2 separate regions of the Mus musculus genome follow, and region 2 is linked to region 1. Evidence: chromatin loops called from intact Hi-C (ENCODE). Cell type or tissue: left cerebral cortex. All regions are shown on one strand. Links, peaks and the distances in the headings refer to the core of each region. The heading gives the core; the rest is flanking DNA.

Evidence for each region. Hi-C counts contacts between places; a loop is a spot of excess contacts. Peaks named below come from ENCODE experiments on the same cell type or tissue, not always from the same donor. Only the 100,000 strongest peaks of a DNase experiment are listed, where the experiment ranks them.
Region 2: it touches region 1 in a loop (2.7-fold over the local background); 3 of 42 quality-filtered maps call a loop at or near these places.

What each region holds. Positions count from the first base shown.
Region 1 is chr12:15,675,261-15,686,979 of GRCm38, reverse strand. The region is part of intron 1 of Gm40287 (a long non-coding RNA gene); the gene reads right to left. Among named protein-coding and RNA genes, the nearest start is that of Gm40287, 75 kb to the right of the region's middle. In left cerebral cortex, for the core only: no CTCF peak of the experiment used is centred there; DNase peaks (open chromatin) are centred at 4,385, 5,092, 6,299 and 8,987.
Region 2 is chr12:15,802,424-15,814,142 of GRCm38, reverse strand. Trib2 (tribbles pseudokinase 2) reads left to right here. Exons shown (of 3, transcript NM_144551.5): 2 at 4,155-4,447. Among named protein-coding and RNA genes, the nearest start is that of Mir6387, 7.2 kb to the right of the region's middle. In left cerebral cortex, for the core only: no CTCF peak of the experiment used is centred there; DNase peaks (open chromatin) are centred at 2,307, 3,070, 4,301, 8,235 and 1 more place; H3K4me3 peaks cover 1,897 bases; H3K27ac peaks cover 1,876 bases.

The DNA.
Region 1 (11,719 bases), core at 2,094-10,093:
CCAGCACCATTTGTTGAAAATGCTGTCTTTTTTCCACTGGATGGTTTTAACTCCTTCATCAAAGATCAAGTGACCATAGGTGTGTGGACTCATTTCTGAGTCTTCAGTTATATTCCATTGATCTACCTGCCTGTCACTGTACCAGTACTATGCAGTTTTTAATTACAATTGCTCTGTAATACAGCTTGAGGTCAAGGATGGTGATTCCACTAGAAGTTCTTTTATTGTTGAGAATAGTTTTCACTTTCCTGGGTTTTTTGTTATTCCAAATGAATTTGCAAATTGCTCTAACTCCATGAAGAGTTGAGTTAGAATCTTGATGGGGATTGCATTGAAACTGTAGATTGCTTTCGGCAGGATAGCCATTTTTTACTATATTAATTCTGCTGATTCATGAGCATGGGAGCTCTTTCTATCTTCTGAGATTTTTGACTTCTTTTTCAGAGACTTGAAGTACTGGTCATATAAATCTTTCACTTTCTTGGTTAGAGTTACACCAAGGTATTTTATATTATTTGTGGCCATTGTGAAGGGTGTTGTTTCGCTAATTTCTTTCTCAGCCTGTTTAGTCTTTGAATAGAGGAAGGCTGCTGATTTGTTTGAGTTATATCCAGCTACTTTGCTGAAGTTGTTTATTAGGTTTAGTCATAAGGGAAATGCAAATCAAAACAACCCTAAGATTCCACCTCACACCAGTCAGAATGGCTAAGATCAAAAACTCAGGTGACAGCAGATACTGGCGAGGATGTGGAGAAAGAGAAACACTCTTCCATTGTTGGTGGGATTGCAAGCTGGTACAACCATGCTGGAAATCAGTTTGGTTGTTCCTCAGAAACCTGGATATATTACTAACAGAGGCCCCAGCTATACCACTCCTGGGCATATACCCAGAAGATGCTCCAACATGTAATGAGGACACATGCTCCACTATGTTCATAGCAGTCTTATTTATAATAGCCAGAAGCTGGAAAAAACCCAGATGTCCCTCAACAGAGGAATGGATACAGAAAATGTGGTACACTTACAAAATGGAATACTACTCAGTTATTAAAAACAATGACTGTGTTCCATCCAATAGCTGACTGTGAGCATCCACTTTTGTGTTTGCCAGGCACCGGCATAGCCTCACAAGAGATAGCTGCTAGAGAAAGTACCCAAGGAGCTAAAGGGGTCTGCAACCCTATAGATGGAACAATAATATGAAATAACCAGTACCTCCAGAGCTCGTGTCTCTAGCTGCATATGTAGCAGAAGATGGCAGGGGTTGGGGGGAGGGTATGGGGGACTTTCGGGATAGCATTTGAAATGTAAATGAAGAAAATAGCTAATAAAAATTGGAAAAAAATAAAAACAATGACTTCATGAAATTCTTAGGCAAATGGATGTATCTGGAGGATATCATCCTGAGTGAGGTAACTCAATAACAAAAGAACACACATGGTATGCACTCATTGATAAGTGGATATTAGCCCAGAAGCTTGGAATACCCAACATACAATTCACAGACCACATGAAGAAGAAAGACCAAAGTATGGCTAGTTCAGACTTTCTTAGAAGGGGGAACAAAATACCCATGGAAGGAGATACAGAGACAGTGTGGAACAGAGACTGTTGGAAAGGCCATCCAGAGACTGCCCCACCTGGGGATCCATCCCATATACAGTCACCAAAACCAGACACTATTGTGGATGCCAACAAGTGCTGACAGGAGCTTGCTATAGCTGTCTCCTGAGAGTCTCTGCCAGTACCTGACAAATACAGAGGTAGATGCTCTCAGCCAACCATTGGACTGAGCACAAAGTCCCATAAGAGGATTTAGAGAAAGGACTCAAGGGGCTGAAGTGGTTTGTAGCCCCATAGGAGGAACAACAATATGAACTAACCAGTAACCCCCAGAGCTCCCAGGGACTAAGCCACCCACCAAAGAGTACACATGGTGGGACTTATAGTTCCAGGTGAATATGTAGCAGAGAATGGCTGTGTTGGACATCAGTGAAAGAATAGGCCCTTGGTCCTGTGAAGGCTTGATGCCCCAGTGTAGGGGGATGCTAGGACATGGAAGTGGGAATGGGTGGGTTGGTGAGCAGAGGAAGGGGAGATGGGATAAAGGGTTTTCAGAGGGGAAACGAGGAAAGTGGATAACATTTGAAATGTAAATAAAGAAAATATCTAATAAAAAATAAGAAGCTGATTCTTAAGTTGGATTTTAATTTACATTAGCTCAACTTTAAGGAGTCACATGTGTTCTACTGATGACATGTGAGAAAGGCAGATCCTTATCTCATAATCAGAGAACTAGGGACTCTGAAAGTGAAAATGAGGCAGTTTACTTTAAGGGCTTTTCAAGCCCAGACATTAGCCTGGGATGGCAAGTGTGCTGGCTCCAGGGCAGAAAGCAGCTTCCTGGAGCCCCTATGTCAGGCGCTCCCTTTCCATGTTTGCTGAGTAATCAGAGGGCACAATCTCACATGCGATCTACGTCATGGTTTCCCTCTGCTGCATGTGTTTCTTTTTCTTAACAAAGAACTTTCGTGACTTCATCTCTACACTTATATCCTGTTTATTTTAAAGCTTTGGGATCATTACCTTGCCATGACTGCAGATTGCTAGGCAAGCTTCCCTATTAGCAACTCGTACTCTACACTTCCAGTTTGGGTTGGGGCAGTTAGACTGGCAGTGTGTGTGGGTGGGGGGGGGGGGCGCATGACAAGGATAAAAGACTCTAGCACAGGCCCAGTATTTCTATCCGTCTCTAACAGGACTTCAGAAGACTCAAGGCACACAGGAAAACGAATCATTATTTTATTTCTTACCGTGCAGAAGTGGATGGCACACTTCTAAGAGTGTTGCTGGCTATGATAATTTTGTTTTTATTCCATGAGGAGAATTGACTCAAAACCAGAAGAAGATGGGCACTGTGTTTGGGAAGCAAATGCAGAGGTCTCTGGACCATACTAAAAGTGGGTGTGGACTGAAGAGTACAGATAAAAGTCAAAGCTGATGGGGAAAGGAAGTGAAGCAGAGGTGCCTGGGAAAATGAGGTGGTGCTTTTTGGACAGTGATTATAGACATAATTCATCTCACAGGCTCTTCTTAAAATGTAAAGTGTGCATTCTTTATGAGAGAAAGAGTCTTCCTTTTGTTCTTAAATTGAGATTAGGGTAGTATTTTGTTTGCTTGTTTATTTTTACATTACCACGATGTCACCAGGATCTTCTAAACTTGGGTCATAGCATGTCATCTAGCTTGAGAGAGAGAGAGAGAGAGAGAGAGAGAGAGAGAGAGAGAGAGAGAGAGAGAGAGAGAGGAAGAAAGACGTCCCAGCCAACAGGTAGTTTCAACTAGCAGGGTACAAATGGTGGTGCCTCTGGAAGTGCCCAGCATCTGGGCCATAAAATTGTATGGTAGTCTCTAAGCTGAACAAGTAGCTTAGACACAAACTTTTAAATATCAATGCACCCTCAAAGCACCTATCTTTTTATTTTCAGGAGAAATATTTTGGAGAAAGCTAAGCATGCCATAGGCATTCCTTTATGAACCATCATTATGATTCAAGTTGAACATGTTCAATTGTGTTATCTGCCATTTTAATCTTCAAACATGTGCTTTATAATATTGAGCTAAACATGTCCCCAAATCAATATGCCACTGTTCCTTCTTGAACTATGAGCTTGAACTTGACATGTTCAAAACTATATTCCTTAACTGACCATGCTCAGGAATGTGCCATAGCCAAAAGTTTTCCTGTGTGAAAATCTATGGGCTCCCTAGAAAAAAAATCTCTACTTGTCCTTGGTTTGAAGAATGCATTGCTTAGAAAACAATTCCTTCCTTACCTGTCACCAGTAACACCCCTTTTCCCTTTATTTCTTAGCTGTGTTTATTTTAGCATCTATTCACCAAGATCCAATGCATCAGATCCTTTCCAGTCATTGACACAGCTCCAGATAAATTCCAGATAAATTGTAGTGAGCAAGCAAGGCTCACTACAGCATGGCCTGCCGGAATGCCTGAACCCTCAGATTCTATATCTATATATTATCTATATGTATATCTATATCATCTATATCTATCTATATCTATATGATTTAAAGAGCACTGAATGTCAATTTCTTTTTTCAGTCACATGGCCTGTAATATGAATGTGTTGAGAACATTGAAGGAAATTAATTTTAAAGCTTGTGTATATTTCGATGGAGGGAGAGTGCTAGAAGCCTCCTCAGTTCCAAGGAAGGAAACCATAATGAGCAGCAGAGGCAAAAATTGGAGCAAGCAAGGGTAAGGAATTGGAATAGATAGGGATTTGCTGGACTTGGAGATAAAAAAAAGAGTCTTTCCTCTAGGAGGTGTAGGTTGGAAGCAAGTGAATGAGAAGGCACAGGAGAAAAACAAAGCCCATGGAATTTAGCACAGCAGATAGGCTGAGAATCTAGCTTTACAGAATACAGTGTTTTATAGGATCTTGCCTGAAAGAGGCTGAGCATAGCAATGTAATGGCACCTACTGCATACTACTGAAGAATGAATCCTTTAGTGATTTTTTTTTCCTTAGCCTGGAATCTCTTAAAATGCTTCACTATGACCCCTCACTTTAGCATGAAATAAACAGCTAAGGATGAGGGTTTGAGCCACCCTTTTAAGTCTATTTCATGCAAGTCCAATAGCAACCATATATCAAATAATCTCTTTGAAAAATACAGAAGGAATGAAGGAGAAATGAGCAGTCAAATTACATCTGACCCAATTGTTCATACAAGTAGAAAAGTGGAAACAAAAACAATTTGTTTGTATGAATGGAGTGGGCTTATTTTTCATGCATGATTCACCAGATTCCTGAGCCGGTTATTTTGGGAGAATACAAATGGGAGAATTGTGCTTATTACTTCTGTTGTTTTCCTAAATCTGAGCAAATCTATGTGTGTATATATAAATGTTATATTTCTGAATCGTGGCAGTCATCAATCTTTTACTGCCACTCATTTTAAATAATTAGCTCCAATAATGGATCAGTTTTCCACGCTGGATACAAATGCAGGGAAAGGCTGGCCTGTTTTACTTGCTTGCTTCCTCCCACCCAGTCTCTAAATAAGAGTGAAGCATTCTCTACTACGCATGTGGGTGGCAACTCTTCTCTTGGAGCAGGGAGAAAAGAAACACAGGCAACTATGAGAGACATTTGAGAGAATATTGTTATTTGGCATCTTGCATTTACAATAAGCCTGGGACAGAAGTGTAACCCAGTCAATTAATGTTAAAATATATTCAAGTCAAGAGCACTTGGCTATTGTTACCCGAGGCTAGGCATAGAGTATGCACTCATTCCTGCAAGCTCTCTACTTATTTTGTGGAAAGTTTAAAAGTCTAAGAGTGGGTGCCAATGATATAAGTGGTAATATTTTGCAATCTTTCTTTTTTTTTATTGCTATATGCTATTTACAGTATCTCATCAATGTTTTCACAAATTGGAGCGCTTAAAATAAGTGCTATTAAGGGTGAAAAAAACTGACTGTATTTGTAAAATATTTAAAGAGACTATATATACATATACATACATAATATGAATTCAGAAGTACTTATAATCTTTTGGTAGAGAAAGATTGTGAGGGATTGAAGAGGACTGCAGTTAGCAGCCATGGCTACTCTTGCAAAGGACCTGGATGCAGTTCCCATAACCTACATGTTGGCTCCCAGCTCAAGGGCCTGGTTCTTTCTTGGGGCACTGCACACACATGGTACACAGATACACATGCAGATAAAACACCGATAAACTCATAAAATGAAAAAAGGAGAAAGTTTCATGCAGTGCCAATGGGAGAAGAGAAATTTAATTCAGCTAGGTGTTTTTTATAGCCCCTTTGGTGTTTATGTAATCAAACTTAATTTTACTATTCGAGGAATTAACCAGTGTGGTGTTTGCCACCTGCTATCAGCTAGCTGATTTTGCAATTATGTTCCTTATTGTTCATGCGTAGACTTGTTGGGGACTGTTTGTAGCCAACACATACACACACACACACACACACACACACACACACACACACACACACACACACATACACACACACTTATATACAATACACGCACATACATATGTGTTATGATTTTATGCTTAAATGAGGCAATCAGTCTTTGGTGGACTCTTCTCTAATTCTCATAGTAACACAGTTTCTGGATTCTATTATACTTTTATGTAATTTTGGCTCCCAAAGCCCAAAGCTTGCAATTGCTGAGGCAGAATAACAAGGCTTCTAAATGTATGCTACCTAAAGAAAATTGGACATGTTAATTTTCCCAGAGGCCCTCCAGTTAATTTCCTGAGGAATTTCGCTTTCTAGCACCCTTTGGTCCAAGCAGTTGGCAGCTCGAGAGTTTGCAGCTGATGCAAACTGTGGTACTGTGCTGATACAAATATCTCTTTCCATAAACAGCCATGATTGCTATACCTTCAGAGGGACGAAAGGAACCTAAAAATGCCTGCCTAGAGAAGTAACTCTTCGTTGTTGAGATGGGTGACCTTGACTTCAGTGAGAAATAGTTCTGGCTCTTTTGGAGTTCCCTCCCTGAGTAGACTGCTTTTGATCTTTCTCCTATGCAATCATCTACTGAAGGTGTTTGTGGATGTATTTGATTTCTTTTTTTGATGTGTGTTTCTTCATAGCAATATCTGTGCCTCTTGATCATTTGTATTTATACTACATTCTGCAATCCAAAAATAAATGCAAAAGCAAAATTAGGTGGCATATCATTATTGTTTTTCTGCTGTGATGAAATTAACACGACCAAAGCACTTTATAAAGGAAGAAGTTTGACTTACCTTATGTTTCCAGGGAGCTACAATCCCTACTTTCAGGGAAGGGAAGGCATGGCAGCAGAGTAGGAAGCTGGCTACTTACATCTTTATCCACACACAGGAGGAGAAGAGGGCATATTGAAGATGGGGTGAGGTTATTAAACTCTCAAAGCCTGGCCCCAGTAACCTCACTCCAGCCAGGCTGCACCTTCTAAAGGTTCCATAACTTCTCTGTATATTCCCACCAACTGAGGACCAAATTTTCATAGAGAAGACCTTAAGAGGGACATATCTTTTCCAAACCACCACAAGTATCAATAAAAGTTAAAGGCATAGTAAATATAGAAAACTGATTCTTCTATGCCATGCCTGAGACTCAGCTAGTTTCAAGAGAAGATGAATTAAGTGTTTTCTGCTCTCAAGTCTCTCAACACACATGGTGGCATAGTCATGAAGCAAATAAAAAGCATCATGGTGAGTAAATGTGAATGATGCTAGAGATTTGGAGTCAAATCCGGAGTCATCTTCATGCCATGCAAATGTTTTATGACTGAGCTACCTCCCCAGCCCATAAGGACTCTCTGAAGTATGAAGAAGCTGCAGCTCAGAAAGAGAACTAAACCCATTTTCTAAGCAGTTGGGTGTACATAAGAAAGACTATTATGAGAGCCAATTTTGAAAGGTCTGTGGAATACGGAATGTCATCTAAAAAGAATGACATGGATTGCATATGTCACTATCCGAGTGTTCAGAGCTAGCTATGGAAGGTCAGAGGAGGCAGCTACTGCTGTGCTTGAGGAGGAGAGGCAGAGCTGGATACATGATGGTGGTGTGTCCTTGTTGGTTTCATGCCAACTTGACCCAAGCTAGAGTCATCTAAAAGGAGGGAAACTCAGTCAAGAAAATGCCTGCATAGAATCCAGCTGTAGTGATTGATGTGGAAGGACCCAGGCTGTTTTGGATTGTGCCACCCCTGGGCTGCTGATTCAGGGTCTATAAGAGGGCAGCCTGAGCAAGCCATGATTAGAAATCCAGTAAGCAGTATTCCTCCATGGCCCCTGCATCAGCTCCTGCCTCCAGATTTCTGCCCTGTTTGAGGTTCTGTCCTGGTTTTCTTCAATGACAAATTATAATGAGGAAGTATAAGTCAAAGAAACCCTTTTTCCCCCAACCTGTTTTTTTGTCATGATGATTCTTTGCAGCAATGGAAACTCCCGATTAAGACACGATATAAGGCTAAGAAACAATGTCTGACTTTAAAAGAGATACTGTGCGTGGAATTCAAGCACCTGCAAACTATGCCATTTTCAATGTTATGTAAGTAAGCATACTACTTGGTGATACATAATATAGACATGAAGAGAGGCAGTGGCTATGATGAGCTCAGCCCAGCTTAATAGAAATGTTATTGGTGATTTTAATAAAATAATTCTTTCTCTCTCTTGTAAGACAGCAAAAAAAGGATCCGCAGGAGCTGTAGGGGTGGATTGTGATGGAGAGTGCTTACAGTGTGAACATGAGGACAAGAGTTCATATCCCAGCACTCATGCAACCAGCTGGGCTTCCTGCAAATGCCTAAAATTCCAGCCTTGAGGGATCCAACAATGTTACAGCTTCACAAGTGCACAGTTATGCATACCTGCACACACACATGCAGGCATGCACACATACACTACACTACACTACACTACACTACACTACACTACACTACACTATACAAAGGATTATGCTCTCCCTGAGATGTATCTATTTTTCTCTTTCTTTGTGTCTCAGGTCCTTAAGAGATAATGCCTAGGTGTGGCTGGTCATTATTAGCAGATACCTTTCTTATACCCATGCCGGGCCACAAACTCAAGACTTGGTGTCTTGAAACAATGTCACAGGACCTGTACTATCAGGAGATCTGGGATGGGCTTGAATTGGGTCTCTTTGTATAAGAACACATACAGAAGTCTTCTGAATGAAATAGAAGCATAGGACACTAAAAACAGGCAGTAGGGATGGGAGGGTGGAACTTAGACCTTAAGACACTTGCTAGCACTATGAAAGCCATGGATGTCAGGATTAAAGACTTGGGAGTCGCTGTGAAGGGACCTCAGCAGTAAACCATAAATGTTGCTGTGAATCTGCAGGGATGGCATTTTTTATTCTGGTACATTTGTGTGGTATGAAGAGAAGGAGGAATGAGGATGTAGGATGTGTGAATGGTGCTTTATAGTGGACTATTGTGGCTCAGGAAGGAGGCTAAGCATGAGAGAAATGTATATAATGCATTAGTGAAGGCCTTGAGTAAACTGGGTGAAATGTTTGAGCTCTGTGTGGGTGAGAGAAGCATGGGAGCCTTTACTAGACTTGCTTCTCAGCCTTTGCTGTTGGGTGACCTGGTTCTCCCCTTTCATGCCAGGCTGTTTCACATCTCTCTGGCAATTGCAATGCTAGGTCTACTCAAGGTATATAACCTTATGAATCTGTTGCTTGGAGTTATAAGACTGGATACGACCTCTCTTAGGACCCAGAGAGTTTGAAATCTAGTAGATTAGAAGAAAAGGATATGGCATAAAATATGTTGCAAAGTGAAATATTGAAAAAAAAAAGGAGGAAGAAGGAAGCCACTATACACAGAGAGCATCTCTGTTTTAGGGTCTGTATGTAGTTCATTTCCTTTAAGGCTCACAGCAGCCACTGAATTACACACAGTATCCATTTCTCAGATGAAGATGAAGTTCAAAAGATCAATGTAGCTTTTCCAAAGTGACAGAAGAGTCACTAGAGAAGAGATAGAGGTCGCTTTCATATCTAAAGTCTCATTGTTTCTGACAGATTGCTCCAGGACTCAACAATGAAAGAACTCATACCCAGAGAGATAGAGGAGGTGAAAATCAAGAAGGAAACATCTTGATTGAGGAACAGGAATCCAGAGAAATGGGGGCTGAGGAATGAGGATGGTTTCAAGAAAACCCAGTAACGACACAAACAAACATAGCTAAAATGGTTCATGCCAATAATCTCTTCAAAAAATAGTACATATGGGATAGCATTGGAAATGTAAATGAGGAAAATACCTAATTTAAAAAAAAAAGAAAAAAATAGTACATGGTCCTATTTCAAACAGCATGGCAAAGGACTGTTGAGAAAGTACCCAAGACTGGCTAAGAACAAAACAGAGGACAGAGGGAGAAATCAATGAGGAGTGGAGGCCATATAGGGTTGTGTATTGAAGGTCTGCAAGCCAGATGGTTGTGTTGAGCCATACCTATTGATATTTGTTCGAATATTTTCTGGGTACCTGCCATTTATATTTCTTCTTTTTCTGTTGTATGGATGCAACAATTATGTGCAGTAGGGCTTCCAAGATTAGCAAACACACAACCTGTTTTGGCCATAGAACCAAGTCTAAAATTCTATCTCTCTGGGCTATAGATCCCTGGATTGTATTGCATAAAGTGAATAAAAGAAATGAGGACAAAATTAACTTTAAACACATTTTTATCTGTGATTAGAGTCAGGCAGAGTGACTAGTTCCAAACAACACAAGGGATTAATGCTAGAGTCCATTTGGAAATTCAACCTCCCACTACCAGAGCCAGAACAATGTGGAGATCAGTTTTTGTTCGGACCTTTGAAGGCAGGGGTATACAGTTATCTTGGGATAAGCATGGCTTTTTGTGTTTATTGTGCTCTTGTTTTGAGAATTCAGTGTCTTTCTAGAGCTGACACGGGCAGTCAGAGGCAGCAGTTGCTTTCTTGTCATAGGCTTGTCTTCCAACGAAGGAGACCACTGTTTCACTCTCTGGTGGATCAGCAACAGGCAGATGCCCAGTGCTGGCCACATGTGATAGGGACTTTTTCCTGTCTCCGTGTGAGGTCAAGCCTTCTTGTGAGCTGCCAGTTGGCAGCCTTAACAGCTGCCCATAGCAAACACATCAGGAATAACATGGAAGGAAATGACTGATTCATGTTCCAGGAGCAAGTCCCCACACAGACAGCCTAGAAGCAGTACTGCAAATTATTCTTCAAAGTATTCCTTTTGATAATTGAATGTAGGCTTTTAGATTTTTTTTTCTTCAAAAAACGAATACCTTGTGTAACATACTTCTTTGCATGGAGGAGTGAGACTGGGGTGTAGCTGGTGTGAAATGGGAAACACAACATTACAGTTAACACAAAAGGCAACTCAATACAAGTAATGGGCCTGGAGCTTGTTAAATGTACTAGATCATCACACACAGAAAAGGAGTGCTTGCCCGCAAAGTGATTTTCTGGAGAAGTCACTACTAAAGTGTTTCTAGCTGTCCTTTTTCACATCGTCATAGCATAGCTGCCAGAGAACCCTGCATCTTGTCCCCAGTTTCTTGTTTACTGGGTCCCTGGCTAGCAGCCACAAGGGTCAATTCTGGTCTGGTCACCTGCTCCTCAGAATACCAATTAGAGAGAAGTAGCATTGAAAAGCAGAGGTTTAACCACATATACATACTGATATTGAGGTCCAGTGGCTTCAGTTCCCCATTGGGGTATTGATATGAGCTTTAGGTATAAATAGAGGAAGAGCTGGAGCAGGGACAAGTGGTATGCATAATGAAGTCATTTTGCTCAAGGTGTACTGCGGTTGATCATTACTTACCCCCCCCCCCCCACCTCTTGATAAATGCATGCTTTTCTTTGAAATCCAATATACCTCAGGAAATCATTTTAGGGCATCACAGCTAACTTTCTTATTAGGGAAGACCTCAATGTTTGGATGGTCTTTGCTACAAGATTTCAAGCAAGTATCTATTCATTTGTTTATTCTCTTAGTTACTCATCACTCATTCACAGAGGTTTTTACCCATTTCCCCACACCGGGAGCTCTACCAGCTGAGGCCAAAGCCCCAGAGGTGCAGCCCAAGCCCAAGTCAGGCAGTGTCTGCCCTGATTACACTAAAAGATGGGC
Region 2 (11,719 bases), core at 1,166-9,165, 130 kb before region 1:
TATTGAGGTGGAAGTGCGACTGTGCTGCCTTTAAAATGGGTAATGTGCACAGCTGTGCTACAAATACTGTATTACACTTTTCCTCAATTAATCACTGGCTGCTTTGTGAAATCACCTTCTTTCGTGCTGACTTGGAGCGCTTCCTTGCAAAAACCGGGTGGGTGAAGATCTCAGAAGGCAGTTCTGAGATTATTTATTTCCGATTTTTAGAGGAAACCAGAGACTCTTTAAATGCTGCTGTTTGCATGTACTAAGTGTTGGGGGTTTTTGCATCTTCTCCAAGTTACTGTAATCAAGAGCAACTATGCCCAGCTAAAGCATTAAATTTAGTAGGCAACTCAGAGCCTGATTGGAGCCCCACACACTGCACAATAGGACAGTCATCCTTTGAAATGAATGAATTCCACTGAGCTGTCATTCTCCTATGAAATATGCACCATCATCGGCAGAGAGCCCCTCCCCCTCCTTTTGCTCACCCTCAGTCCAGCACTTTAATATATTTCTCTTCCAAAGGCTGGAGATGATTTTACGTAAGAACTGTCTGTGGCCAAATTCTGCAAGAGCATCTTGCTATTCTTTCTTTGTTTAAAACTAGGGCTATCTCTGGTCTCTCTGTTCGTTTTCCTTTCTGATCCTTCGAGACATATTTCACTCTAGGCTGACCTTACAGTGTCATTTGCCGACTTGCTCCCTGGCCCCAAACTGTACTTAATCTGTTGGTTTAGTTATTTCAAAGATTGAATCAGGTCCTCGCCAATTACAGTGCGGCTGCAAGCGGATTTAAGTGTGGTATCATTGTTTTGTTTGACAGAGGTCATCCCTTTACGACTCCACAGCTTCTGTTCTCCTGTCTTTTTCCCCTGAGGTGATGTGGGTGACTTCTGAGCACAGCTGTGTGCCACCCTCTCTAGGAGAGTTTTATTACGGTGATGCTATGACTGCCCCAATATACACACTGTGGGCTCTTTAGCTCGCTACAGGATTCGAAAACCTCCACATTTGAACCCACCTCCTTTTGGTGTCTTAACATGGGGTTCCTGTTTCCTAACTTCATGTTTATGCAAAAAAAATGTACAAAACCAGAAAGGTTGTATTTATTGTGGGGGTTCATTAGAGTATTCTGTAGGACACTCTGTGGTGGGGAGGAGGCGGGGAGGGGGGAGGGGCTTCCAGGGGCATAAGCAAAATTCCCTAGCCTGATTATCACCTCCACAAGCCTACTTTAGTTAGCCAAAGTAGGAAAGGATCTTTAGGGGGCCTTTAGCTGTTTTTACAAAAATTCTTGTAGCTACTGTGCAGAATAACATAATTACTATCTTGGCAGAATGGGCCCTCTTTCTTTTTTTTCTTTTCAGACATGATGAATGTGGCCTGATCTTAGGGCCTTATCTGAACTGTCACATTATATAACCAAGACTCCCAATTAAACATTTAAAAGGAGCTGGCACCCAGGCTCAGGGCTTGATTTTTGCACTTGAGGGTGATGGTTTAAATACCAGCCCAAGCCTATAAATGCCTGTTATAGCCACTAATAAAACTTTGACTCCTTCCTGTTTAGGAAAATGTAAGCAATTCTTTTAGCTTTTCATTTTCTGTCCACCATTTTGCATTCTCCTACAAAGGGCACGGCCACATTGGGAGGCTGCCACGAATCTGCTACTTTCATTTAGTTCTCTGTTCATTCAGTTTTTCAGCTGTGCGATGGGGAAGAGAACAGGCTAACCATGCCGAGCAAAAGGTTACTTTATTTTATTTTTTGAAAGGCAACTGGAAACAGGAAATGTATTATAAATAATCAGACCGGTAGGCCCTGGTGACAGAAGCCACAGCCTGGTGCTTCAGAACAAATCATGCCACTTATATAATGCAGCTTGTTGACATTAGCCACTACGGTGTGTGAGTGTGTGTGTGTGTGTATGTGTGTGTGTGTGTGTGTGTATGTTTGTGTGTGTGAGTGTGTGTGTGAGTGTGTGTGTGAGTGTGTGTGTGAGTGTGTGAGTGTGTGTGAATGTGTGTGAGTGTGTGTGTGAGAGTGTGTGTGTGAGTGTGTGTGTGTGAGTGTGTGAGAGAGAGAGAGAGAGTGTGTGTGTGTGTGTTCCTTGATGAAATTGCTGAGGCTTCCCCGATTCTGTGGCCTGCAGCCTGTAAGCTAAGGTTGACTCGAGCATTTCAGATTCCTAATTGAGTGGGCCACTGAGGTCACTGCTCTGAGGTCATCATTTGACAGTATCAGGGTGTGATTTGTGGTCTCCGGGGAGGCTGAAGCATTCATTCTTAAATTCAAGGGTGTAGTGGCAACAGCTGCGCCACTTTCCTGAGGTACCTCATTATGCCTCATTCACAGCTGATTGTTGACTTTGCTTCCTCAGCCCCAGTTAGCACCAGCCTCAGTGAGGTGCTTATTGTCCCTGTTTGACTCACAGGTTTTTTTTTTTTTTTAAATGCTCAGTTACTTAACTCTTGGAATTTTATATTGCAGCCTGTGTTCCTTGAATGGGCTACAGAAGGCCCAGGAATTCCCTCAGAAGGATTTTAGGGTAACACGTGCATTCCGGACTGGGCCTTGTTAACAAAGCGAAGGGCGACAGAGGTTCCTGGGTGGGATCGGGACCCACAAAAGGTTGTGATGCCTAAGTCAGGGTACTTATGATACAAAAGGGAGGTTCTTTGTGCACTTTATCTATCCTATTCGGGTGAATGGTGGCCTAGTGAGAGCGGTAAGCACCCCCAGGTAGGGTTTTTTTTCCTGCTTCTCTCCTACTGCACTCCAAATACTGATGAGGAAGAAGAGCTCACTGCCACAGAGGATGGCTAGACCTTCTTTTAAATGAACCTCCCCCACCCCCTTATTCACCCCATACCATTTTCAAACAGCCCCTCCCCTCCCTGCACATTCTCCCCCTGAGCAAGGGAAACCCGTTCCAGCCCTAGGTGCTGCCCTAGCTGAGTAACTACAGGCTGTGACGTGAATGAAAAGCTCCCTTTCCACCCTTCAAATCTTTGTTGTGCGTTCGTTCGTTTCTTAGGTCTGTTCAGAAGGTATTGATGGTGCATTTTTTTCTTAAGCAACAGTGAGGTGGCATTTCGCAGGCTAACTCTGATTCATAGAAAATCGTTGCATAATTGATTCATTGAGTTAGATATCTGTGGAGGGAAGAGGGAAGCCAGCCTGGCTCTCTACAGAGAAGGCCCCTGTGCTAATCCTAGAGCCACCCTGGGGGGTGGGAGTGAGGACAACAGCGATGAGAGTTTAGGCTTGTTTTCTGTGCCTCAGTTTGCACAGCTGTAAAACTAATTTATCACACATAGGAAACCATGGAAGAAAGCCTTGATAGTAAATGAATTAATTGTTCATTCATGTATGTCTTCCATGCATTTTTAAAAAGTAAAGAGTTGTTTGTGTTTTTCCTGGGCTCACTTAGTTTTTTCCTTCTATTAGTATTTTTCTGCATCCATTTCTTCTATAAATATGTAACTATAGAAACTATAGGGAAGAATAATAGTATTTGGGCTTAGATGATAGCCCAGACAGTAAAATGCTTGCCATACAACTGTAAAGATCTGAGTTGGATACCTAACACCCACATTTAAAAAGCTGTGTGTGATGCATGTGATATCAGCTCTGGAAAGACAAGGACAGGAGGATTCCAGGGCTCCCTGGTCAGCTAGGCTCACCACGTTGGTAGGTTCAAGGGCAATGAGAGACCTTGTCTCAAAAAACAAGTGGATAGTTTCCTCAAGAGCTGTACCTGAGATTGACCTCTGACCTCTACATAGACACAGGGATACACACATGGATACAGACAGACAGACAGACAGACAGACACACACACACACACACACACACACTAGTAAAACTTAGCATTTTACTATTTTTCCTAGACTTCTCCCAACATGGAATCGTTTCATTTATCCATGTTATGCCATTTAAGATTTGGAGGTTCAGAGGAGGCAAGACATGGTTTGTTTGTTTGTTTGTTTGTTTTTCCCCTGAACTACATTACACAGCTGGTAGCAGACAGAACTGGTGTGTGGGGTGTAAGTTTCATACTCTTTATGCCATGTCAAAGCACGAGCCTGTGGGAGGATTCAGCATTCTGCAGTTTGGGTCATAGGAGGTACCTCTGACTGGGGTCTTGTCAATTCTGTCCTAGGTGTTTGAGATCAGCTGCTACCAGGAGTCCCTGGCCCCCTGCTTCTGCCTGTCTGCCCATAGCAACATCAACCAAATCACGGAAATCCTCCTGGGAGAGACCAAAGCCTATGTGTTCTTTGAGCGAAGCTATGGAGACATGCATTCCTTTGTCCGCACTTGTAAGAAGCTGAGGGAGGAGGAGGCAGCCCGACTGTTCTACCAGATTGCCTCAGCTGTGGCCCATTGCCACGATGGAGGCCTGGTGCTGCGTGACCTCAAGCTGCGGAAATTTATCTTCAAGGATGAAGAGAGGTAAGTGGGGCTCAGCCCATGCAGGTGTGTGTTTGTGTGTGTGTGTGTGTGTGTGTGTGTGTGTGTGTGTGTGTGTGTGTGTGTGCTCGCGCGATAGGGTATCTGCAGGGAACTTGTGGTGATGCCTGTTACCCAGGTGAGGGTTAAGGCAAGCAGAACAAAGAGAGAGCATTGTGGTGTCCCAATGCCCTTGGCAAACAAGGAGCCATTACTCCCGATCATGAAACATTCAAAGGCCAGGAGGCAGAGAGAGTAGTCTGTGACCTGCTGAATGCCTGTGGTTTTTATGAAGAATTCTGAAGAAGGCTGCAAACTAGTGTGGCAGTTTCAAAGTCAACAAAGACAGGTTTATAAAGGCTTCATGTTGTCAGAACACTGAGAACCTAGAGGACTTTGTTTATTTTTTATTAGATATTTTATTCATTTACATTTCAAATGCTATCCCAAAAGTCCCCTATATCCTCCCCCACCCTGCTCCCCTACCTACCCACTTTCACTTCTTGGCCCTGGTGTTCCCCTGTACTGGGGCATATAACGTTTGCAAGTCCAATGGGCCTCTCTTCCCAATGATGGCCAACTAGGCCATCTTCTGCTACATATGCAGCTAGAGACATGAGCTCTGGAGGTACTGGTTAGTTCATATTGTTGTTCCACCTATAGGGTTGCAGACCCCTTCAGCTTCTTGGGTACTTTTTCTAGCTCCCTAGAGTAAGGAATAAAATACCCATGGAAGAAGTTGCAGAGACAAAGTTTGGAGCTAAGACGAAAGTATAGACCATCCAGAGACTGCCCCACCCGGGGGTCCATCCCATAATCAGCCACCAAACACAGACACTATTGCATATATCAGGAAGTTTTTTTCTGAAAGGACCCTGATATAACTGTCTCCTGCAAGGCTATGCCAGTGCCTGGCAAATTCAGAAGTGGATGCTCACAGTCATCTATAGGAAGGAACACAGGGCCCCCAATGGAGGACTTTGTTTATAGTCCTTTCACGCCCTCAATAGCTCTTTCCTATGCACGTAGTAGGTATGAACCACAGGCTTGCAAGTAAGCCTCAGAAATAGATAGACCGCAGACCTGTCAAAAGCTAGAGGTGAGTCCTGGGTCCCATGTGATGTGGAGGGGGATGGGGCTTGCCGGTTCTCACTAGATCTTGAGTAACCAAGAAAGGTTTCAAGGAGAGAGAAACATGGTAGCCTGGGAAGGGCTGGCTTGTCAGGTGAGGAGTTGATGGTGTGAGACCAGCCACCAAGGATGCCTGGTTATCTCAAGAAACATCTGTTGAAGACACAGGCATCTGGACTTCATTCATGGATACACCATTAACTCATCAGGTTCCATTTAGCCAACCTGGCCAGAGTCCAGCTTTCTCTTCACTTGTAAAGCTTCTTTTTAAGAATGTAGTTTTTTAGAGGGACACAGGCAATGTCTTCAGTCAGTGTCACCTACGTGTTCCTTGTGCCCTATTGGAATGACCCACAAATCAAAAGCCCCAGACTAGTGCTCCAGGGATTGGTTAAGAGACTCCACACACCCAAGTCCATGGAGTCCTTGGTCATTCTGGACTGGAAAAGAGGGCAGGAAAGCCTCAAGGCTGTCATCTAGGACCATCTGATGTCAGTCTGCTCCACTTCCTTCAATCCCTCACCCTGCTGACATATCTTTGGTACTTTCTGCAAATCACACAGACCTTGGGGAGCAAACCTTTCTGCTTTCTATTGCCTTTGACATCCAGCTCAGTGGGCTGTGATATTTTCACACTATTGTTTACAGAAACCCATTGTCCCCTCCCCCCATGAACTGGCGCTAGTGAATTGTACGCTTTTGTCTTCTCTCTCTCTCTCTCTCTCTCTCTCTCTCTCTCTCTCTCTCTCATCTCTCTCTCACTCTCCTCTTTCTCCTCCTACCTCTCTTTCTTTCCATCTATCTGTATTCCTTTTTTTTTTTTCCTTCATGGTTTGAACTAATTGGAGACTTAATGTCTGGCAAGTACTTGGGGCTTAGCAAAGGAAAAGGGCCTGTTGTTACTTAAGTCAAATGGAATAATTTCATGGGTGTTTATAATCCTGCTATGTATACAGCATGCAGAAAGCTTCTGGACTTCCTGTGCCTATAAAGGTTGCTTCTTTTGTATATTATACCCATGGGGGTGGGGTCGGTGGACACTAGCTACTCTGGCAGCTCATATGCTGGTCTTTGATTAGATGACTTCATTTTTAAAAACAAAGTGAAGAAGCAGGCTCTTCGAAGATAAGAATGTGGGCAATTTGTATCTTTTCCTTCTCCAGCTCAGATACTCCAGCCTTCGAACTTAGACCCAGGGATATGGTCCTTATACTTTTGTCCTTAATAATTGTTATGACCTTGGGCTGCCGCCATCTCTCAACCTTATGGCTTTACCATAAACACTCTTCACTCGTTTTTAGTTTTCACATATATATCTCCTCTTTGAATGTTCTCATTTGGAAGATGAATATGGATTGGTCAAAGATATTTCCTTTACCATCTTTAGCTACAAAAGTAAGAGGCAGTGTTTACTGACCTCCTGCAATACAGTTGTAGGTCAGCCTGCCTAATTATGTGTGTGTGTGTGTGTGTGTGTGTGTGTGTGTGTGTGTTGCAGCAGAGCAAACTCTCTTTGTGCATTTGTGGCTGGCACTCCACCACTGAGCTACCTCCCAGCCCATGAACATTTTGTAGCCAGTGCCTCTGAACGCAGGAATGTGAAGGTCTCAGAATCAACACCAAGAACATGCAGTAGGTGGATGAGCTTCTCTAGGAAGTCAACCCAACTGTCAAGGACTCCTTTCTTCTGCCAGAGCACATGGCCCCTCGAATGCTGTAGCCGTATCTCACGGGCTCTGTGGGATTAAAGGTTACTTTAGAGACCTAGTCAGGCATCAGTGAGTATCAGGGTGGCACATCCCAAGGTCAGACCCATGGCAAATAGACATTTCTGAAGTGAGCCAAAGGAATGTAGATATCGTCATGTGACAGAACATTAGAGCATGACCCGAAGGCAGTCTTTGTCTGATTTCTAACACTTTCTTCCTTGGTCTGATGGACAAAACTCTGAAACAACTAACTGCAAAAGACTACTTTGGTGGAGTCCTCGTTTACTTATTCAACCACCAGTTTCTCTCTCTCTCTCTCTCTCTCTCTCTCCCCCCCCCCCCAGCCCATTCTTCCTTTGAGACAGTTTTTCAATATAGATGTGTTACTTTGCAATTTAGGATCCTTCTGCTTCAACCACCTAAGTATGCAAGCATAGGCTCCACCCCTGACTCAACCTTCTGTTTCCTGATCTACCGAGTAGTAGAAGGTAAAGCTGTCCTGTGGCAGAATTGGCTGAGCCCTACCTGTGTTCTGTTGACTGAATCCAGAGCTGTCTATGAAGATTCTTAGTGGAGCTGTCCATGCTCTACACATACTATGTCATTTAGATGTCACCCAAGGTCATGTGCAAACTCAAGGCCAGGATACCTACGACGGTTGCATTGGGATCATCAATAGCTTGGCTTCATCTGATTCCCTTTGGCTTTGATTTAGGTTCTAGATTCAGGTCCTGGTCTCGAATTTCTCTAAAGGTTTATAAGCTGTAGCTTCCTCAAGACTGACAGAATGGTTGCTTCCCTGGAAGGTGATTAGCATTCAGCAAGGTGATGGTGTGATCTGCATGCAGAGCTGTACTTGAAATCATTGTGAGAAAACAAAACAAAACAGTGTCTTTATGCATGAACAGTCCAGAAGCCTTAGTGGGTTCGTGAGTGATGAAGTCACTCTCTCTAGCAGTCACAGTAGTTCCTTCTAGTGCAAAGTTGATTCCACCCAGACTGGGGAGGGGGCGGTGTTTTTCAGAGTAGACCCCCTCTTCTGTGTTCACTGTGACGACCCACCATCACTGAACCTTATTTTGAAGAAATGAATCCTAAGCCTTCATTGAACTTGCCTGGGGCAAATTTCAAGGAACCTTTTGCACCCTCAGTCCTGCAGAAGCCTGTGTGACTTCCTCCAGATCTGAAAGAAGGCAGAACATTTACCCATAATGACACAGGGTCTCTCCCATACCTCCTGGCCTATTTTTCCCCATGGGACCTGCTTGATCACAGGACCATATTGCTAGAGACCCTGTATATTTCTACTGGGCCTTAAAGAAAGGCCTGAGCTCAGAAGTGAGCCAGAGTGGCTGTCTAGATTCCAGCCCCTGCTGTTGCACTTATTAAGAAATTTCACTTTGACAGAACACCTAACCTGTACACTCCGAAAGCCTCCACTATAAAATGGACTGGGAATACTCTCCTTACAGAAGGAAGGTGATTAATGTTGACCTTGGCTTCTTCCACAGCTGCTTTCCTCTGCCCTTTTGTTTCTTTGCACCCACAGGCTGCTAAGGAAAGTGGTGCAACATTGCTCTGTCAGTGACCTTTGCTCCGTTTTGTCCTGCTGGATGCTTCTTCTGGGACACATCTTCTTGCCATCTCCAGGCTCCACCCCCTAGCCTCAGATCAGTGTTTACATCTCTCAGCACTGAAATGTCCCATGTGAACTCAGAAACTTGCCTTTTTACATGCTGCTGCTCTGCTCCAGAGATCTTTATCTCTTAAGGTGGTTGCTTTTTAGCTGCTGTGAGGAAGCAGATCTTCTTTCTGGGCTCTGAGACCTCCTGTAGGCACTCTGTGGCTAGGGGAGGGGGTGTGGGTGGGTTTGGTATAAGAAGTGCAGCTTGTACCCCTTTGTTGGGGAAAGCCTTCCTGCCTCCCCCAACAGCAGAAGTCAAGGCCATCTCTCTGGGGTGCTGCTGTCTGTTGGCTCTTTAGATCTTCAAGTTGCTCCCTCCTTCACTGAGGTTGCTATATCTAATAAAGGATTCAGGGCAGGCATCAGAGCCCCAGAGGACAGGCACAGCTTTTCGCTCACTAATATCTATATATATAGTTTTGCAACTTGTAGGTACTCTAGTTTAGGGATGTTTTCCCTCTCTGTCTCTCAGTCTCTCTGTCTCTGTCTGTCTGTCTCTCTCTCCCCCTCTCTTTCAGCTTTGATGAGACAAAGCTTTCAGGAAATGTTCATATTTTGGTAGACCAATTATATGTCCTTGTGCCTATGGCAACTCTTGGGCAAAGTTGTCTTTCCATTATAGTCTTAACAAGCTCTCCAGGATGCCTGTGAAGGACAAAGGGACTTTGGCTGCTGCTTTTTGGGAGCCAGAAGCCAGGAGCTGTCCACCTTGTTTTCTGAGAGAGGGTCTCTCACTGGGACCTCAGGCTTGTTAAGTAGGCTAGGTTGACTTGGCAGTTATCCCAGGGATCCCTGACTGCCTCTACCTGCCCAGAATCGGAATTAGAAGTACACCCCACACTGAGGTTTTTAGAACTCAGATTCTCAGGCTTGTTCAGCAAACACTTTAAGGACTGACCTATCCCCCGGCCCTCCCTACTCTATTTTCATGGTCCGACCTCAATACCCCTTACCAAGCTCTCCTCTTGTTGCTTTGCCATTGCTCCTGCTGGACGGCTGAGTTTCCTGGAGACAGAAGTGGGATCTCATTCATGGCTTCCAGAACATGGTAGGCATTGCTATTTGTTGAATAAGTGAGAATCTCCTTTTTTGGGTAGGAACAGCTCAGATTGAATTCTAATGGCAGGATGAGAGAGACAGGGATAAATAGAAATCATTGAAATGTAGGTCGTTGCCTAGAATGGGAGCCTAGAAAACTTATGGATCCCCATGGAGACACCTTTCAAAGAGAGCTATTTTCAAAGTTGCACATTGAGTGAGAAATTAACCCATTGCTGCTGTCTTGGTTTATTGATTTATGCCTAAGGAAGGCTTATTTAAGTCCTTGTTTTCAGCAGACTGTAATTTCATTTAGGAAGGGCTTTGTTCATCCCAGTGAGAATTGGCCCGTCTTCCCAGGGCTCTTGCCCTAGAAGCAGCCTGGCTCCTAGCTATGCTTGGTAGAATGTATTGCTGTGCTAGACTTAGTCCTTCAACTGATGGGAGTGTCTGAGGACCTAGGAAAGTAGGAAGTTGGCACAGTGGTGAGAAACTAAATTCTTCCACTTTGTCCTATGATCTCAGCTTCCTCTCTCATTTTTCATAAGTCTTATTTTTATTTTTATTTGTGTGTGTGTGTGTGTGTGCCTGTCTGTGCCTGTGTGTGTGTGTGTGTGTGTGTGTGTGTGTGCCTATGTCTGTGCCAGTGTCTGTCTCTGTGTGTATGTGTGTGTGTGTATGTGTTTTTGCCACACGTGTTTGTGTATCCCCTGAGACCAGGAGAGGACACTGGATCCAGTGGAACTAGAGTTACAGGTGGTTGTGAGCAACCCAAGTGAGTTCTAGAAACCGAAATGGGTCCTCTGCAAAAATAGTAAGTGCTCTTAAGTTTTGAACCATCTTTCCTGCACTTTGAACATCCCCCATCCCCAAAAGGGTTTTGCTATGTAACCTTGGCTTGCCTCCAATCTGCAATGATCTTTATGCCTCTGCCTCCTTAGTCTTCTCTGTAATTAATTAGGGATGGTGTATGGAAAGCCCCCAGGACTGAGCCTATTGCACTGGCTGATCTGAAAGATGCCAATGCCATCCCTGCTTCCAGCCACTGTCTATGGGATTGCACTTTATAAATCTGAAACTTGGAGACTCACCTGTTCATTCAAGGAACACTTGTTAAGCACCAGTTATGTGCTAGGCACTTCTAGAGGCTATTATGCCAATGAAGCCAGTGTCTTGTTTTTATAGGATCCACATGGATCAGAATGACTCTATCCTAACTACCGTGCTTAAATCAACTCATTTCAATTTAGTTACTCTTTTATTTGTTTGTTTGTTTGTTTGTTTACTGAGTGTGTGTGTGCATGCATGCAAGTGTGCACATGTATGCATTCAGGCACATGGATACTGAGGCACATGCATGGAAGTCAGAGGACAGTTTGTAGGAGTCGGTGCTCTCCTAATACCATGCAGATTCTTGGGATTGAACTCAATTCATTAGACTTGGCAGAAAGTGCCTTAACCACTGAACCATCTTGTTGGCTCATACTGTCTGTCGATGTGTGAATTGATGAAACTTAAAACCACCTAGTAGAGACTTTGTACATCTGCAGGTAAGGAAGTTGAGGCCCATTATTTTCCAGCCAGGTTTCTGCAAGCTTTGAAGCCAGGGAAGCTAGCTGTAAAGTCTTCCCTGTGAAACATAATGGCAGCTTCAGGTTCTGTCCTTTATGTCATATGTGTAAGATACTGCCTCTCAAACCCAACTCCCTAGAA